2 separate regions of the Mus musculus genome follow, and region 1 is linked to region 2. Evidence: chromatin loops called from intact Hi-C (ENCODE). Cell type or tissue: gastrocnemius. All regions are shown on one strand. Links, peaks and the distances in the headings refer to the core of each region. The heading gives the core; the rest is flanking DNA. Region 1 holds the start of Gm38486 (a long non-coding RNA gene). Region 2 holds the start of 1110059E24Rik (RIKEN cDNA 1110059E24 gene).

Region 1 (8,336 bases), core at 329-8,328, 56 kb after region 2:
ACTTGCTTTCAGCAGCATTCAGATTTCTTCTGTTCTCAGAATTGGTCCTTGTAACCTTCACCAGGGCTCAGAAACCCCCACTTAGGAATCTTTTAATTATGATGGATATCAAGAGTTCTCAAGTGTTTGTGGGCATAAGAATTCATTGAAGAATTTAGCAGACTCCTGGGGCTCACTCCCAAGATTTTGGCCATGTAAACAATACGTGGAGCATTTAGCAAGCTATGCTGATGTGTAATTCTTAAGAGTCACCTTTGTTGGAGCAGATGGATTGAGACTGTAAACAATTGAGCCATTTTCAAGATTTACATATAGATCTTAACACTGATAGCGCCCTCGGATACAGTGTTAACCCTGCATTGGCAATTTAGTAAAGATCTACTGATTCCAGAGGTCTTCAGCGTGAGACAAATATTTATCAAAAAGAAAACATGCTTGTTAGTTGCTTGAATTCTCAGATGACCTAAACTATTTTAGGACATTAAGAAGTTAAAGTTGAGAGACTTTAATGGGAGTGGGCATGGGATAGGGGGTTTGGCAGGGAGGATGACTGGGAAAGGGGATAACATTTAAAATGTAAAAAAAAAAAAAAAAAAAAAGAAATTAAAGTTAAAAATTAAATGACCTCAAACTTAAAAGAAAAAAAAAGAAAATGTTATAGATTGGGACTTATTCCTCGTGGTCCTAATGATATAGTCTTAAAGTATAGAATAATTTAGTAAAGCCTTTTAGAATAATGTAATCCAAGTTTACCACAGTTTTAATAGCTTTTCATTTAGCTCTATGTCAAAGGCTTTTATTATCTTAAGTTTTGCTTACAATCTAATTTCCCACAGTTGAGGCCCTTTGTATAATTTCGTACAATAAATGATGTGTTCGAATAGTGGCTTGCATCCAACATAGCACACCCGGCCAAAGCAGTTCCATGTGTAAGAGGTTTATTGGGGAGGGGGGGAGGTCGCGCAAGGTGGTGGCGAAGAGAGAAAGGGAGACCAGAGGGCCTTTCTTTATATATGGGTGATGGTGGAACACAGGTAAAGGTGGGAGGTGAGCCAAGTGGATTCTGGGAATATAGTGGCTGTTGCCTTGACAACAGGTCTGCGGGTCCTGCCTATGTGATGTCACGGGTTTCGGAGGTCCTGATACCAACAATAAAGCTCAGCCTTGCAGTGAACAGCTGCAGTATAGCCTGAGGTTTAGCTGAAGTTGTTAGATCAGCGGCTCATGGAAGATAAGAAATTGTAATTACCCAAGAATTGCTTGTCAACTTAGGATCAGGCCTACCTTATGCCCACTGCTGGCAAACACTGGTCTGCTTTCCTTCCCTGTCCATGGCATTTCCCGAATGCCAGATGTAGGGATTCCACATTGTGTGACCTCTTGCTGAGGAGGCGTCCACTGAAGGGGTGCAGCTGGGTTTTATGCACTGACCAGCTGAAAACATCTCGGGGGTGCTTCATTTTACAACTTTAAAGTTGAGCCATTGTTAATATTCAGTGTTTTGTATGGGCATAGTGTTCATTTTTCTTGAGTAAAGCTGTCCTGGTGAGGTCATTGGGTGGTAAGTTAAGGATATGTATGTAGAGATGTGTGGGCTGCAGGGGCTGCTGGACAGATGACTTGGTGGCCAAGAGCACTTGATGTGCAAGTGCAACGCTGTTTGTTTCCAACCCCAGGGCAAGGGACTGAGGTACATATTTCATATATCAAAACAGACCTGGCCTCCAGGTTCTCCCAGCATCCCTCAGTCCCTACCTGGCATACCCTGCCCCAACCTTGAACTTTCCAACCCAGGGACTGGGCAGCCCTTTCCCGGGAGACTCCTTCCTATATAATCCAGACATATCTATCTATCTCTCTCTCTCTCTCTCTCTCTCTCTCTCTCTCTCTCTCTCTCTCTCTCTTTCTCTCTCCCCTCCTCCCTCTCCCTCTTTCCCTCTCTCCCTCTGCCCCTCTCTTTTCTTCTTCTCTTCACTCTCTGTGAGTGTCCATTCTCTCTTTTTCTCCCCTCCTCTCTCCCCATGGCATCTCCCCTGGGGCCTTGGGGCCTTGCTAAACCTGCCTTTAATATACTCTAATGTGGCGTGAATTGGCTCATTTGACCTATCAAGCGCCTCAGCTCTGATCGTAGCTTTCACATTAGAGAAAATGGTTACTTGCCCCATAGGTTCCTTTAACTCCAGTTCTGTGGGAGTAGAGACAGGAGGAGGATCATTACTGGCTGCCAGCCTAGCTCCAGGTTCAGTGAGAGACCCTGTCAGAAAGGGGAGGAGAGGAAGAGAGTGATGGAGCAGGGCACCAATGTGCTCTTAAGGAGAGTTTGCAGATGGGCATATCGCCCTCTCCCTCTCCCCCCTTCCTACCCCCTCTCTCTTCTCTTTCTCGGGGGGAGGGGAGGCATGTATAGGGTTGAGACGGGGTTTCTCTGTGTAACCCTGGCTGTCCTGGAAGTCACTTTATAGGCCAGGCTGGCCTTGAACTCAGAGATCCAGCTGCCCGTGGCTGGAAAGGGCTAAGATAAAGGTGCAGGCCACTGTGCTTTCCCCAAGTGTGCTGAGCGTGAAGCTTTTATACCAGCAGCACTGGGGAAAAGTCCCAGTCCCAGCCCCACACTGCCTCCCTCTGCAGTCTCAGGACTTCTCTTCCTCATTTACACCGAGATGAAGCTTGGATTCTTTACAGGGGAAAAAAAAAAGCTGAATTAGGAAGAAAGTCTGCAAAGTTAAACACAAGATTGTCAGAGAGAGAGGCACTGGGAAATAGTGAGTCGTGCTAGTGCTGTGTGATGTTTGAACAGTACAGGACGTACAGTACTTCGAAGGCCTTTGGAATGGCATTGCTTAAAGGGCTTCTAAGAAATGAGAGTACTTTATTATTAACTAAAGCTTAAGCAGTAAAAATCAGAATCTAATTTCCCCCTCCTCTTTCAGTGTTAAATGTTTACAAAAGACAGTAAAGGACTCTTACCACATAATGTGTAGACCATGTGCCTGTGAACTTGAAGTTTGTGCCAAATGTGGAAAGAAAGAAGAGATCGTTATTCCGTGAGTACTGCCTTTTACACTGGAATTTGTGTCTTGTAGTTAATCCATGAGCTTTCTCTTAGACAGCACTGACAGTTCAATATAAGCACTTTTCTACATAGCAGGAGAAGGGTCACAATTTTATTAAATTTTCTATAATACTATAAAATGACAAATATTGAAGAACATCAGCTCTGGCCTCGAGCTTCATATTCATCACCCACTTCACAGCAATCCTCCCTGAAGGGCTTCTTTCCTGACTCCTTGGGCCCATTCTTCTGACAGCAGTTAGAATCTGCTGACTCCAGGTTTAAGCTAGTCCGTAGGAGAGCTCTGTTCTCTCTGGAGACTCCAATAGTAGACTTGTAAAGGCTTTATCGCTTTTAGATAAAGGAAGCCTGGGAATTCGTTTTCACCTTGTCTTCCTTTTCTTCCATTTAGGTTTAATAAAGAACCAGACGCTCCAGAAAACACTGAAAATGAAGGTTCTGGCCATAGAAGACGCTGCGGACGGAAGGAAGACAGTGATGAGGACTTAGACGCTGAGTCTGACTCGGATGGCGAGGATGGAGACACTCAGGCCTGACAACACCAAGTCAATTGCAGAGGGAGTCAGAAGAGGCTCATGAGCAACATTGGTTATTTATAACATTTGAGTAACAGAATCTTAAAGGTTTTCACAGTAACACTTAAGCTGTATATACAGAATATGTGTGGGCACACCATGGCATGTTGTATAAAACCTATAGAAATTGTTTAGAAAAACATTATGTCAAATTATTCAGTGTTGAGAGTTGGTGACTGCATCAGCACTATCCATGGAAAACTAAGATGACTAGCTCAGCGTACATGTCTGTAACCTGACCTCGGGTATGTGACTCATTAGCAAGAGCCCCCTTACATCGCACAAAGCAAAACAGCTTATTTTTATACACACTACACACACGTACAATCATGTGTAATGATTTTCCTTCAAAAATGTTTTTATATGCTTCATTCCATTTTTTTAACCTTCTCCTAGTTTGGAAATATACACTTAGAAAAATGTGTAGACTGTATAGTTACTGTCTAGAAAGGAAAACCCAACCTTCATACTGGAGTGGAGATACTTACAGTATCAGAAGCTCCTGTGAAGTTCTCCCTCGAAAGGTTATCCTTCCCAGAATTCCATCCTCCGGAATTATCACTTTATTGCCAGTGTTTTCACCTGTAAACAGTGTAAGTTAGTGTCACGTGATTATTGAAGTCTGTGTCCTTGGGTTTAAAACCCTAGAGCCACAGAATAGTGGCCAGGTGATATGATGGGCTTTTCCACACTCTAGCTAGAGTCATAATTTCAATGTTTTACTGTGTTTTCTGTGTGTCTTAATCTCTACAAATGTATATATTACACACATGTGCATGTACATATGTGTGTGTATATTTGCTGAGCCATTGAAATAAATGGGAAGCTGTGGTTTTGCACTTGTGTGTCTTGTTGTTGTTATAAAAACTTGGAGACTGATTTTCCTGATCCACACAATACCTATGTAAAATGAACCAGAAGTAGAGATTTTATTGAAGATATTTTAGTTTAGGCTTAAACTCAAAGCCTAAACTTAAGAGAGGGGGGCTCAGAGGAAAGTAAGACATCTCTCTCGTAAGAGTACGAGTGTGGGCTTTGAGCACACAAGTATGCACCAACTCATGTATGGACATGAGCTCCACGTGGGAGAGCAAGCAGGTAACTGCCTTGGCATTAGCCATACGTACTCATGGTTGCATCTCAAGTTTCCAGAGTGTAAAATCCCATGGCCAAAGCAGCTTAGAGTATTTGGGTTTCTAACTCCTTCCGGGGGTCAGAGTCCATCCTGGTGGTGAGGCATGGCAGCATGCAGGCACGACAGCTGGAACAGGAAGCTGGAAGTGACCTGGAAGTAGGGCCATCCTTTAAACTCCCATAGCCAGCCTCCAGCTACATACTTCCTCCAACAAACACACCGTCCAGATTCCCCAACCATTGCCACCAACTGGGTACCAGGGGTTCAAATACCTGATGTCTGTGTTCTCATTCGAACCACTACAGTAAAACGGCTTTTTTTCTTTTCTCTCTTGGTGAGGTGCCCTGCCCTGAGTAGTATCGTAATCTGGTCATGTAAAAAGAGTACCCACTGCACAAGGTGCTTAGTGCATGCCCTTCCTACATAAAGGGAGTGTCATGGTTTGTATATGCTTGGCCCAGGGAGTGGCACTATTAGAGGTGTGGCCTTGTTGGAGTGGGTGTGTCACTGTGGGTGTGGGCATAAGACCCTCACCCTAGCTTCCACTAGTAGCCTTGAGATGAAGATATAGAACTCTCAGCTCTGCCTGCACCATGCCTGCCTGGACACTATCATGTTATTGCCTTGACAATAATAGACTGAACCTCTGACCCTGTAAGCCAGCTCCAGTTAAATGTCCTTTATAAGAATTGCCTTGAGCCGGGCATGGTGGCACACGCCTTTAATTCTAGCACTCGGGAGGCAGAGGCAGGCGGATTTCTGAGTTCGAGGCCAGCCTGGTCTACAGAGTGAGTTCCAGGGCATCCAGGGCTACACAGACAAACCTTGTCTCGAAAAACCAAAACCAAAAAGAACAACAACAACAAAAAGAATTATTCTTTCTAAAGTCAGGCATAGTGACACATGCTGTAATAGTTGTCTTTGGGAGGCAGAGCCAGGCGGATCTCAGGTTTGCGGCTAGCCTGGTCTACATAGTGAACTCCAGGCTAGTCACATTACACTGGAAAAGCACAGGATTATTCTTTCTTGGAGTTCAGTATATGGAAATGAAATGAAACATGTTGCATCTTATTGTATGACTCAGTATATAGTGAAAGTTGCCCTGCCTTGATATTCAGCAGATAATATCAGAACCATTGCAGCTGAATACATCAGGGTTATTACAGAAGTTCCAACTATAATCATACACTTCAGAGACCCTTTTAAGGAATCCCTTTTCCTGGAACATTGTGATGCATTTCCTTCCCCTGGCTTACACACCTGGGTTGTTTGTTTGTTTGCTTTGTTTCTCTCTGGGTTCTTAGCTGATCCGGATCGTCCATTTCCATGCTGACCAGATACAGACCTGTTAGTCGAATTTCCTTCTTTGCAGACTCTCTTGCAGCTAGAGGTAGATAGCCATGTGAGGGGAATCTGGGAAAGAAGTATCAAGAAACCGAAAACAGTTTGGCTCTTCCTGCCTAGGTGTGATGTGAGAAGACAGGACTTGAACCTGTAGCCATTGTGAGGAAATGCATTGAGCTGCAGAGACGGTGTCCCAGTTCCATGGTGTTGAGCTGCTAACCTTGAGAATCTTGGGCTCACAACCTCCCAGTTCCTTTGAGGTAAATAAATATCTTTTCTTTTTTAAAAGATTTATTTATTATTACATTTAAGTACACTGTAGCTGTCTTCAGACACACCAGAAGAGGGCATCAGATCTCATTACGGATGGTTGTGAACCACCATGTGGTTGCTGGGATTTGAACTCAGGACCTTCAGAAGACCCGTCAGTGCTCTTAACCACTGAGCCATCTCTCCAGCCCATAAATATCTTTTCACAAGCTACTGCCAACCAGAAATCCAGTTATTTGCAGCCAGAAGCATTCCGGCTGACACCAAAACAATTTTGTGACACCCGTTCTATTGCACTTACATCTATGGTAGCAAGAATAAATTCATATATTAAATACGATTGATTGGCAGTGAAGCCTTGTGAATTTGAATGCTTGCCTTCATGAAAGAATCCTCATAGATTAAATTGCTACTAATCACATGGTAGCAGTTGTACTCATAGATCCTAGGCATTTGCATACATTAACACATTTAACTAAGATTGCCCTTGTAGTGATGATCTGTTAATGAATGGAGCCAGTAAGCAGTGTGCTCTGCTGTGGGGCAAAGTGTTAAGGAGTCAGAGGATCAGGAATGGGAGCCCAGTGAGCTAGAGGTGTGGTGCTCAAATAGATGAGGAGTGAGAAGTGATTTTTTTAAAGTGACCCCTTGAAGAGCCCATCTGGTGGGCTAGAGAGATGGCTCAGGGTTAAGAGCCATCTAACTCTGCTCTTCTGGAGGACCCAAGTTCAAGTTCAATTCCCAGCACCCATATGGCAGCTCATAGCTGCCTGTAACTCCAGTTTCAGGAGACCCAAGAACTTCATACAGATAGACATGCAGGTAGAAGAATGCACATGAAATAAACATAAATTATTTAAGAAAGGGGAGAGAGAGGGAGGGAGGGAGAGAGAGAGAGAGAATCAAAGACTCATTTGTGCAAAGAGGGGCAAGAGACATGAGAAGAATGTCCCAGGCAGGGAAAACCCACTGGGAAGCCTTGAAAGGAAGGCTGTTGGTCTGTTCAGGATGCTTCGAGGAGAGATCTGGTTACCTTAGAGCCCTTAAGAGATGAAACCAGCGTGTGACCACAGGCTACTCTGAGTAGAGTGGCACACTCCTGTAGTAACAGTGCTAAAGAAGTAGAGGCAGGAGGGGCTGGAGTCAGCCTCTGCTATACCCTGAGTCTGAGGCCACTCTGGGCTACATAAGACCCCTGTCTCATAAAACAAAACCATTTTTATCTTTTACTGTTTTGTTTAGACCTTTGACTGATTTTACCAATGTTTTCTTTTTTTTTGTTTTTTGTTTGTTTGTTTTGTTTTGTTTTTCCAGACAGGGTTTCTCTGTGTAGCCCTGGCTGTCCTGGAACTCACTCTGTAGACCAGCTTGGCCTCGAACTCAGAGATCCGCCTGCCTCTGCCTCCCAAGTACTGGGATTAAAGGCATGCACCACCACTGCCCAGCCTATGTAATATTTTCTGAGCCCCTGAAATCTGTTGGTATCTTTACTATCAGACTCAGAGAACTGCCATCAAATATCTTTGCAATTAGTGTTTCTATTCCTTTTTCGGGACTCTGGGATGTGCCGATTCTGGGAGATCTATCAGACTATATCCTCTATACTTCAGCAAGTTTCCTCGTTGCCTTTCTTTGCATCTGGGAGTCTTGTAGAGAGTGGTAAATTAATGTCTTTAATGTAACTTTTAAACCTTTCACAAGTCGTAAATCTCAGACAGTGAATTTATAATTCTAGAAATACCAGCTTGATCTTTGAGATTATAACTATATAAATTCCCATCATGCCTATTTTATACAGGTTTTTCTGTTACCTCTCATGTAGTAATCATAGTTGACTGCTATCTGGGGTGATTAAGGTATATCATGAACATCCAGGAATCCATGCTGGAAGCATTGGCCCTAGTATTGTGGGTTTGAAGAGGCAGGCCCTCTTTAGAAG
Region 2 (8,336 bases), core at 134-8,133:
CAAAACCAACTCCAAGGTCAAATATTTCTAAAAATGTACTCATTGTCTAGTTATATTGTTTTAACACAGATGATGACATTAAATTATTTATCTAGTGTGAAAAAGGAAGAGTGCATGCTGTCTTGCGCAAACTTTAAGGAGTAAGTTTGTTATTTTAGAAAGTCATTTGTCTGTCACAGTGCTCTTTTTGGTGTCTGAAAGCAATTCAGTAGGACAATCGGAATGGACAGTGGTGGCAACTGTGCTGACAATGATGCACCCACTGGTGCAGAGCTCCTGACTCTAGCAATACTGAGAATTAAGTGTGGACACAAATCCTGCAGTGCCGTTAACCTTGTAGGGTAGGGCCCGAGGCACCGCAGGCCTAACAAACTACCAGCTGCTTCTGGTGCTATCGATACATAGCATCACACAGGAGCAAAGTCTGAGTGTAGCAGCTCAAGTACTGAGCTGCGAAATAATTTTGGTTTTTACTAAAGCACTAAAAAAACCCTGTTCAAGTGTTTTATAAAAGGAGGATATAAGGCCAGATGTGGTGGCGCACGCCTTTAATCCCAGCACTTGGGAGGCAGAGGCAGGTGGATTTCTGAGTTCGAGGACAGCCTGGTCTACAGAGTGAGTGTGAGTTCCTGGACAGCCAGAGCTACACAGAGAAACCCTGTCTCGAAAAACCAAAAAAAAAAAAAAAAAAAATTAGAGAGGAGAATATAGGATCAAGAACCAACAACTGGTGATATTTTGCATACACATTTAACTATGAGAAGACATGTTGGTAGTGAGGTTGAGAACCTCAAGTTTAAGGTCAGCTTGGGCTACCGAGGGTCTCTCCCTGTCTTAAAAAACCAAGACAGTGAGACATTTTCAGAACCCTATTGTCAGACAATAGTCTTATGCAAATGCCAGAATATACTTACAGGAAGACTCCAAGGACACCATTAAGCAAGGTAATTTTGAGACTGTTGTTGCAGAGTTGGTCATAGAACATTTGTATGTAGACAGGGCAGTAAAAAACAAAACAGAAATACAGGAAGAATATGGATGAATCTTGGCCAGACTGAGAAAACAAGCTACAGAAAGATTCATACATCGTGCTCAAATAAATGTAAGACCATCAAAAATACACGCGCACGCGTGCACACACACAAACATGCACACACGTGTTCAGGTATCTAGATGCTGCTTATACGAACACTGACAGCAAGGAGTCTGGCAATTTAAGGTTAACAGTTGGTGTGGGAGAAAGAGAGTAGCATGTGGGAGAATTTACAAGACATAGGGAAAATATCCTTTTGATTTGCAGTTGTATTTCTTTCACTAGGTGAAAGGTACATGAATCCTCATGAAATTTTATGTCACCAAAATTAAACAGCTACACTGCCATTTTACAGGGACTAAAGCAAAACTGAGTATAGACAAGGCACAGAAGACTACTTCAACACCAAGAATTGAAGACAAGTCAAAAGATGTGGGTTCAAGTCTCAGTTCTTACTGTCTAACTTAAGGCTATTTAAGTAATTAATTTCTCTTGTTTTTATTTACTTAATATGTAAAAGCCAGAAAGCCAACCCCCCCCCCCCCCCACACACACACACAAGGCTGGGGTAGACAAGGCCAAGTAGTGAAGGATTCCTAACAGGGTAGGAAAGGGAGACATTATTTTGAGACTTACAAGAGAAATCACTTTAGAGTGGCAGTGAAATAAACCAACAAAGTCAGGAAACCTAAATTTCCTTGTGGACACTGCTACACACCAATACTGACACACGCAAACACGTTTATCAATTAATAAGCACCTCTAAAAACTCAGCCGGTGGGACAATTTTAAATGAGAGATTTAGATTTTGTTTTATATGTATGAATGTTTTGTCTCCATGCATATTATATGCACCAGACCTGGTGTCCATGGAGATCAGATGAATGAGGGTGTCAGGTGCCCTGGAACAGGAGTTAGCAATGGTTATGAACCACCATGTGGGTCCTACGAAGGGAACAGAGGTCCTCTGCAAGAGCAACAAGTGGCACATTTTAATAGTTCTGGATTATGAATGTGGACACGGATTCAGCCAAGAACCGCATGCCTGGGGTTGTAGATCAATTCAGTGATAGACTGTGGACTACTGAGTTTATTAAGCTACTAAAACATTATCTTGTCCCAGTACTTTACGGTAAGTCTATGCGTTGGGGTGGGCAAGAGCCTGCTTTTTCAGCTGTCGTTTTATCACAATGCAAAATGAGCGATGGTACTCAAGTAAACAAACCACTTATTAACCAGTGTATTGTACACCAAGGGACAAATTTAAAGCTTCCTAGCCTACTGAAAATCTAATCCTATCCTTGCCAATTAACCTTATTAATACTAGAGTAGGAGAAGAGAGAGAGGTCAAAATACGGTGAAGGCGCTACTAATTTCCTCCAAGATCTGAAACAGTAACGAAGGCATAGCAGATATTGTATCCATTTTCAACTTCCAACACCTTCGCCTTCTCCGTTTTCCATTGGTAAGACACCGGCACCGATAACAATGGTGATATTCAAAATACTGCATTGGCTACGAGTAGATTTATTACCCAACTGAATCCATGCGCCAAGTATATGGACACACATTCTCTAAAATAAGTGTTGATTGAAAATCCCCGTTAATGTAAACAAATATGTCAATCACAAACCGCACCTAATTAATTCTACTCAAGACTTAGTAGTTTTAGGTACTGCCCCAAGATGTCCAAAATTCTCTTTATACGCTGAAGGTTTGAAAAATGTAAATCCTAGGGATCAAGCAGTATATACTGCACAAGGAATGGAATACCTTTCATAAACTATCAGAAAAAAATTAAAGGTCACCCTTTCCGCGGGGCCCCGTTATTCTAATCCTTACCAAATCTGCTTCACATTGCCTTAAATCAGAGCAGCACTGATGAAACTAAATATCCTGCTTTTGACAGAAAAATCACCAAGATTAAGGCTCTGAACGTTTTCTTCTTTCTCTCTCTCTCTTTCTTTCTTTCTTTCTTTCTTTCTTTCTTTCTTTCTTTCTTTCTTTCTTTCTTTCTTTCTTTCAACAGAAGCGGAGGGAGGTTAAACTCTCCGAACGTCCTCCACACACTATAATTTGACACAACTTTCCTGGTTTAATATTAAATACAATTTCAAACAGAACTCTCCAACTTTCAATTCAAATCCAACCTCTCCCTCCTTGAGTTCTCAATCAGAGATGATACAAGTTCAAGCCATGGAAAGCAGCTCCCGCGACAAGCGGAGCGGGATACCCAGCTCAAGCTCCGGGCGGACTCCATCTAAAATCGAGGCTGGCGGGACCCGGACACCGAGCCGAGAGCGAGGGCCCGAAGTGGCCCAGATCCAGGGAGGGGAGCGGCGGCCCGACCCCATCTTGCGGTCCTCCCTGCGGGCGAGGAGGCCCGGGACGCACGGCTCTCCGCTCGGTAGCTCCGCTCCGAAGCCACCCGGCCTGGTCCCCAGCTCAGAGCGGCGACCCCCCGACGGCCCAGCAGCCCAGCCCCACGCACCTGCAGCTGGGCGGCCGCGGCCGCCAACGCGCTGTCCTCCGCGGGGCGCCGCCCGCCGACTCTGCGCCCGCGGCCCGGCCCGGCGAGGACGCGAAAGAGAGCTGCGGTGCCCGGGCGCGCTTCGTGGGGCCCCTCCACGCGCGTTCGCGTTCTGCTGACTAACGGCTCCGCCGCGAGGGGCGGCCGCCGCCGGGGCTCTCCGGCCCGAGGTCCCGCGCGGCCGTGGTCGCCGTCCGCAGCGCAGGGCCGGTGCTGCCTTCTCCGCAGCCCGCCTTCCTTGGCACCTCCGAAGGCCGCCAGGCGGCGGAGCGCGCGGCCGCGGCGGGCGGGAGCTGGGAGGGCGGCGGGGGGCGGGGGGGCGAGCGGCCCGGTTCGAGCTGCTCAGTGACTGGAGGAGGGCGCCGAAGCTGACCCGGGCTCCGGGCTGCAGGCGATCAGGGCACCGGCCTCGCCCACCTTCCACCAATCACAAACTGCGCAGCGGAGTCGCTACGCTACGGAGCCGGGAGACAGGTTGGGAGCGTTCGGCAGGAGGCGGGGATTGCGGAAAAGAAGAGCCAATAGGAACGGGGAATCTCCGTCCCTCCGCCGTGATGGACAGCCGCGTTCGAGCCAATGGGGGAGTTCTAGATTCGAAGAAAGCCGGACTTGCACCTTGGGTCCGAGGAAGGCTTTCCGTGAAGCCGGTAGTCGAGGATGTGCGGCAAGGCAGAGCCGAGCGTGACCTCCCTAATGAGTCACGTGGGCCGACCTGGGGCTGGGACGGAAAGAGTAGAAGAACTTCTTCCGGGTCACTGTCCTTAGTCTCAATCTGGGGCGGGAACGTCTTTACTCTTTCCTGTAACTTAAAGGCTGCACCGATTTACAGTGCTTGAGATTTTGGTGATGAGTTCCCAGAAAGGCAACGTGACTCGGTCCCGGCCTCAGAAGCACCAGAATACGTTCACCTTCAAAAATGACAAGTTTGATAAGAGTGTTCAGACCAAGGTAGGCCCTTGCCTGTTGTTCTGACTGCCATCCCAGGGGAAAAAAAAGTGACAGAGAGAGGAAAGGGGACAGAGAGAGGAAAGGAGAGGAGTTGGCGAGCGTGGACTGCAGCCCAGTTAGTCTTGGCTGCAGTGCAATCGTGTCTCAAATATTCTTCCCACGCCCTTTCTTTGGCTTGGCTCTGTTCCGTGAATCTATCTGATGGTCAGCACATCTCAGTAGTGGCGCCGAGACTGGATAGGGCAGCTTAAATTCATCCAACCTAAGGTACCGATGGGGCGATTGACGCCTTGGATGCTCCCACCTGGATCACGCCCCCGCAATAAGAAAATGAAATGAAGGCACTCGTCCGAGTGTCTCTTTGCAGCGACTGTTTTTCCGAGAACTCCCAAACCCATAAGTTTGTAGGGAGTACGATCTTAGCGTCACTGTCCTTATCAACAAGATGTTATTTCAGTTTTGTGTTGGAGCAAACGTTTTGGCTTGTGTAAAAATGGTTGCTTGCTGTCTATACAATTAACTTAGCAGGACCTGTGTAAAGTGGAAGAAAACTCAGACTGTTTGTTACTTGAGATATGTATGACTAGTGATTCTGTGAATAGCGATCCCCTTCCCCATAACTGAATGGGGAGCGGATAAAGGCCTTTAGTCGTCCTGGAGGCCAGCTTACATCAGATAAAGTTAATATTTACAGAAACAAGAGCTCAAATTTCCTAAGTTTGTTCCTTGAAGTAATTTAGTAATTTCTGTGACCTTTAGCCTCAGATAAGAAATCTGATAGGATTATTCGGAAGCTAACAGAAGAGTAACTAGTCTGGGACATAACAGGTGGTCAGCAGGTGATTACGTTTAAAACATTAAAAAGGCAATCCATAGTAACTTGTACTCTGTCTTTCTCTTTCATTGTTTCTCAGATATTTAATAAATACCTTTCACGTGCAGGGTTCTAGACCCCTGGTAGACAGTGTTCAAAACTATTGATTCTGCCTTTACGGAGCTTGTAATTGTCTGAGTAATATGGACAGTCAGTCAGCAGATGGATCTGTAATTACAAATTTCAATAGAAGTTGCTAAAGGGAAAGGCAGTTCAGTGAAGAATAAAAAAAAATAGTTTAAGCAGGGCCCTCAGACCACATTAGCAGACACTCGTCCATAAACCTGCTTTTCCTGTATTTTAGAAAAATATTATGGAGAGAAGTTGGTAAAGAAAATGGATTAATCCACAATTTGGCCCGAACAGCAGTGGGAATAGTAAAGTATAATTTCCTCCCACTGCTCTGTAGCCATCTTAAAATCTGTGGAGAGCCTTGAAAGTAAGACTAGACCATACTTAAATATAATTGTGAGATACACTAATTAGACCTTTCCCCAGAGGAAGGAAACTGGGGCCCCAGGTTGTCTCAGCTCTCTATTCTAAAGACAGTTTTTAAATTTAAGACTGGACAGATAAAAATGGAGAGTTAGAGAACGTTCCCCTCTCCCCACTTCACCTCTACCTGGTTTTAATCTTTTGAGACAGGGTCTCACTATGTAGACTAGGCTATACTTGGAGTAATTCTCCTGCCTCAGTCTTCTGACCATGCCTAGCTACAATAGATGTTTTGTTAGGATGCTTATGTAAATAAAGTGGTTCTTTTCTCTCATTTGAATATATTTTTGAGGAAAGAGGAAAGAAGCTTGCTCTAGTCTTCCCAATGGCCAACAGGGTTAGCATACGCAGGACCTTCCAGCTTGATAGGAGGACTACCTAACAGTCAAGTGGTGCATACCAAACTCTGTAACCTGCCACTTTCTGAGCTTACTGAAAAGAGGCCTGCCTTTGTGGTCTTCGCTTCCTTTCTGGAGAGGAGATGGTATGTAATGAAACACAACTGGTGGTGTGGAACATTGTCATCTGGTCATGCCATGGTTAGTGACCTGTTGAACCCTTGGCACCTGTGATTACCTGTGAGACACCTGCATAAGATTGGGCCTAGTAATGGTCTGTCATGGAGTAGGTAGGACCTTAAAAGGCATCATCTCCCCTCAAGTGTATGCGTAAGCTATCTATGGTTGATGGATGGATGTTGATACAGTCATTTTCTTCAGTGGGGTAGCCATACAGCATTTGTCCTTGTTCCTGGAAATAGCCCATTTTTTGGTAAGAAATTGTAATTCATTGGTTCGCTGAACTGGACCCAGGGAGAACTGTTTTTTTATACCTTTGGTCATCTCTCCAGAAGTTCATGTGACTGCTGTAGTAGAAGAGAGACCCCACCCATACTTGTTCTGTCATTTTTACTCTACAATTCTGGGTTACTACTATCTCTGCTCTTAACTTTCCAGTCAAGATGGTTGTAAGGATCATTTAAAAAAAAATCTTAAGAAATAGAGACATGCCAGGAGGTGGTGGCGCGTGCCTTTAATCCTAGCACTTGGGAGGCATAGGCAGGCAACTCTCTGAGTTCAAGGCCACTCTAGTCTACAGAGTGAGTTCCAGGACAGCCAGGGTTACACAGAGTAAGCCTGTCTTGAAAAACAAAACAAAAGAGAGATACAAGTGGCTTGTCTAGACCCATTCGGCCTTTCTAGAGGGCACTGTGATGTATGGGGGGACATGGAGAAATGGGTGAGTGGCGAGTTTCAGAGACCATTATCAGACACAACGGACTGAGTAGATTTTTGTCTTTTCATTAAGTGAATGGCATGATTGTGGATCAGTTTGTAGCCTAGATACTGAGTTCCAGAGCAGCCAGGGATATGGAGAGTGACCCTGTCTCAAAAACCAACTAAGCATGAAGGGAGAGAGAAATACAAGTGTGAGCCAAGCATAATCATGTGGTCATCTATGTGGATTCAAAGTTGCTCAGGCCCTAAGAAAATTAATTAGATCAATTAATTATAAGAAATGCATAGTTTTTGAAAGCATTGTAACAAGTTTATAGAACATAAAGATTACTTTTCTCAAGCCTACAGTTCAGGCGTAGTCACTGTTAACAGTTTTATGTACATTTGTAGTCTGTATACTAGCCTGGCCTAGAACCCATTGTGTAATCAAGGCAGTTCTGCCTCAGCCTCCCAGCAGCTGGGATCACCTGGGCCACCACACTCAGCTAATGTCAAGGTTTTTAATCATTTTAAAACATTGTATGATACAAATATAGCGTTGCGTATTTAACCACTTACATTTAATAAACAGTTGAGTTCTTCACAGTTCCTTACTGTATAAAAAGAGCTGACGCTGGAAGTGGCGGTACATGCCTATTACCCAAGCACTCTGGAAGCTAGGCAAGAGCACAGTGAGTTTAAGGCTAGCTTGGGGTAGATAATGAAACGTCTGTCCCTTAGTGTCTTGTATCAGACATGGTGCTACATGGTGAGAGATTTGGGCTAAGAGCAATACATATACATATATGTGTGTGTATGGTGTGTATGTGTATGTATATCTGTGTATATATAAATATGTGTGTGTGTGTACATGTATGTATACACACTACTTTGACTGAAGCTTATAATTTGCAGGGTGACGTGACAGAAATTAATCAAATAGTCTTTCAAGTGTGTCAGTGCCTGTGCTTACAAGAGCTATGAAAGAAAAGTCCAAGAGTATTTAACTAGAAGTCTGGAGTTTGGAGATTAAGGAACATTCTATTAAGATCTGATGGGTGAGACACTGTACTAAGTGAAATGTGAAATAGGAAGAGCATATGCCATTCTCTAGAAACTGCCGTTTGCTTTATATCTGTGATCAGCATTATTTTTGTTAACATTTCTCAAAGTGTGTATTTTTAGGTCTCCAGCATCATTTTATGACCAAGTTGCTTTAGAAATACTGTGGACTGAATC

Evidence for each region. Peaks named below come from ENCODE experiments on the same cell type or tissue, not always from the same donor. Only the 100,000 strongest peaks of a DNase experiment are listed, where the experiment ranks them.
Region 1: it touches region 2 in a loop (2.0-fold over the local background); 3 of 42 quality-filtered maps call a loop at or near these places.

What each region holds. Positions count from the first base shown.
Region 1 is chr19:21,593,463-21,601,798 of GRCm38, reverse strand. 1110059E24Rik (RIKEN cDNA 1110059E24 gene) reads left to right here. Exons shown (of 4, transcript NM_025423.2): 3 at 2,931-3,044; 4 at 3,465-4,486. The coding sequence ends at 3,609. Gm38486 (a long non-coding RNA gene) reads left to right here and starts at 5,620. Exons shown (of 3, transcript XR_003952926.1): 1 at 5,620-6,387. In gastrocnemius, for the core only: no CTCF peak of the experiment used is centred there; no DNase peak of the experiment used is centred there.
Region 2 is chr19:21,648,782-21,657,117 of GRCm38, reverse strand. 1110059E24Rik (RIKEN cDNA 1110059E24 gene) reads left to right here and starts at 4,327. Exons shown (of 4, transcript NM_025423.2): 1 at 4,327-4,511. The coding sequence starts at 4,410. It overlaps Abhd17b (abhydrolase domain containing 17B), which reads right to left and starts at 3,809. Exons shown (of 4, transcript NM_146096.3): 1 at 3,525-3,809. In gastrocnemius, for the core only: a CTCF peak has its summit at 3,822; DNase peaks (open chromatin) are centred at 3,432, 4,048 and 4,642; H3K4me3 peaks cover 3,901 bases; H3K27ac peaks cover 4,218 bases.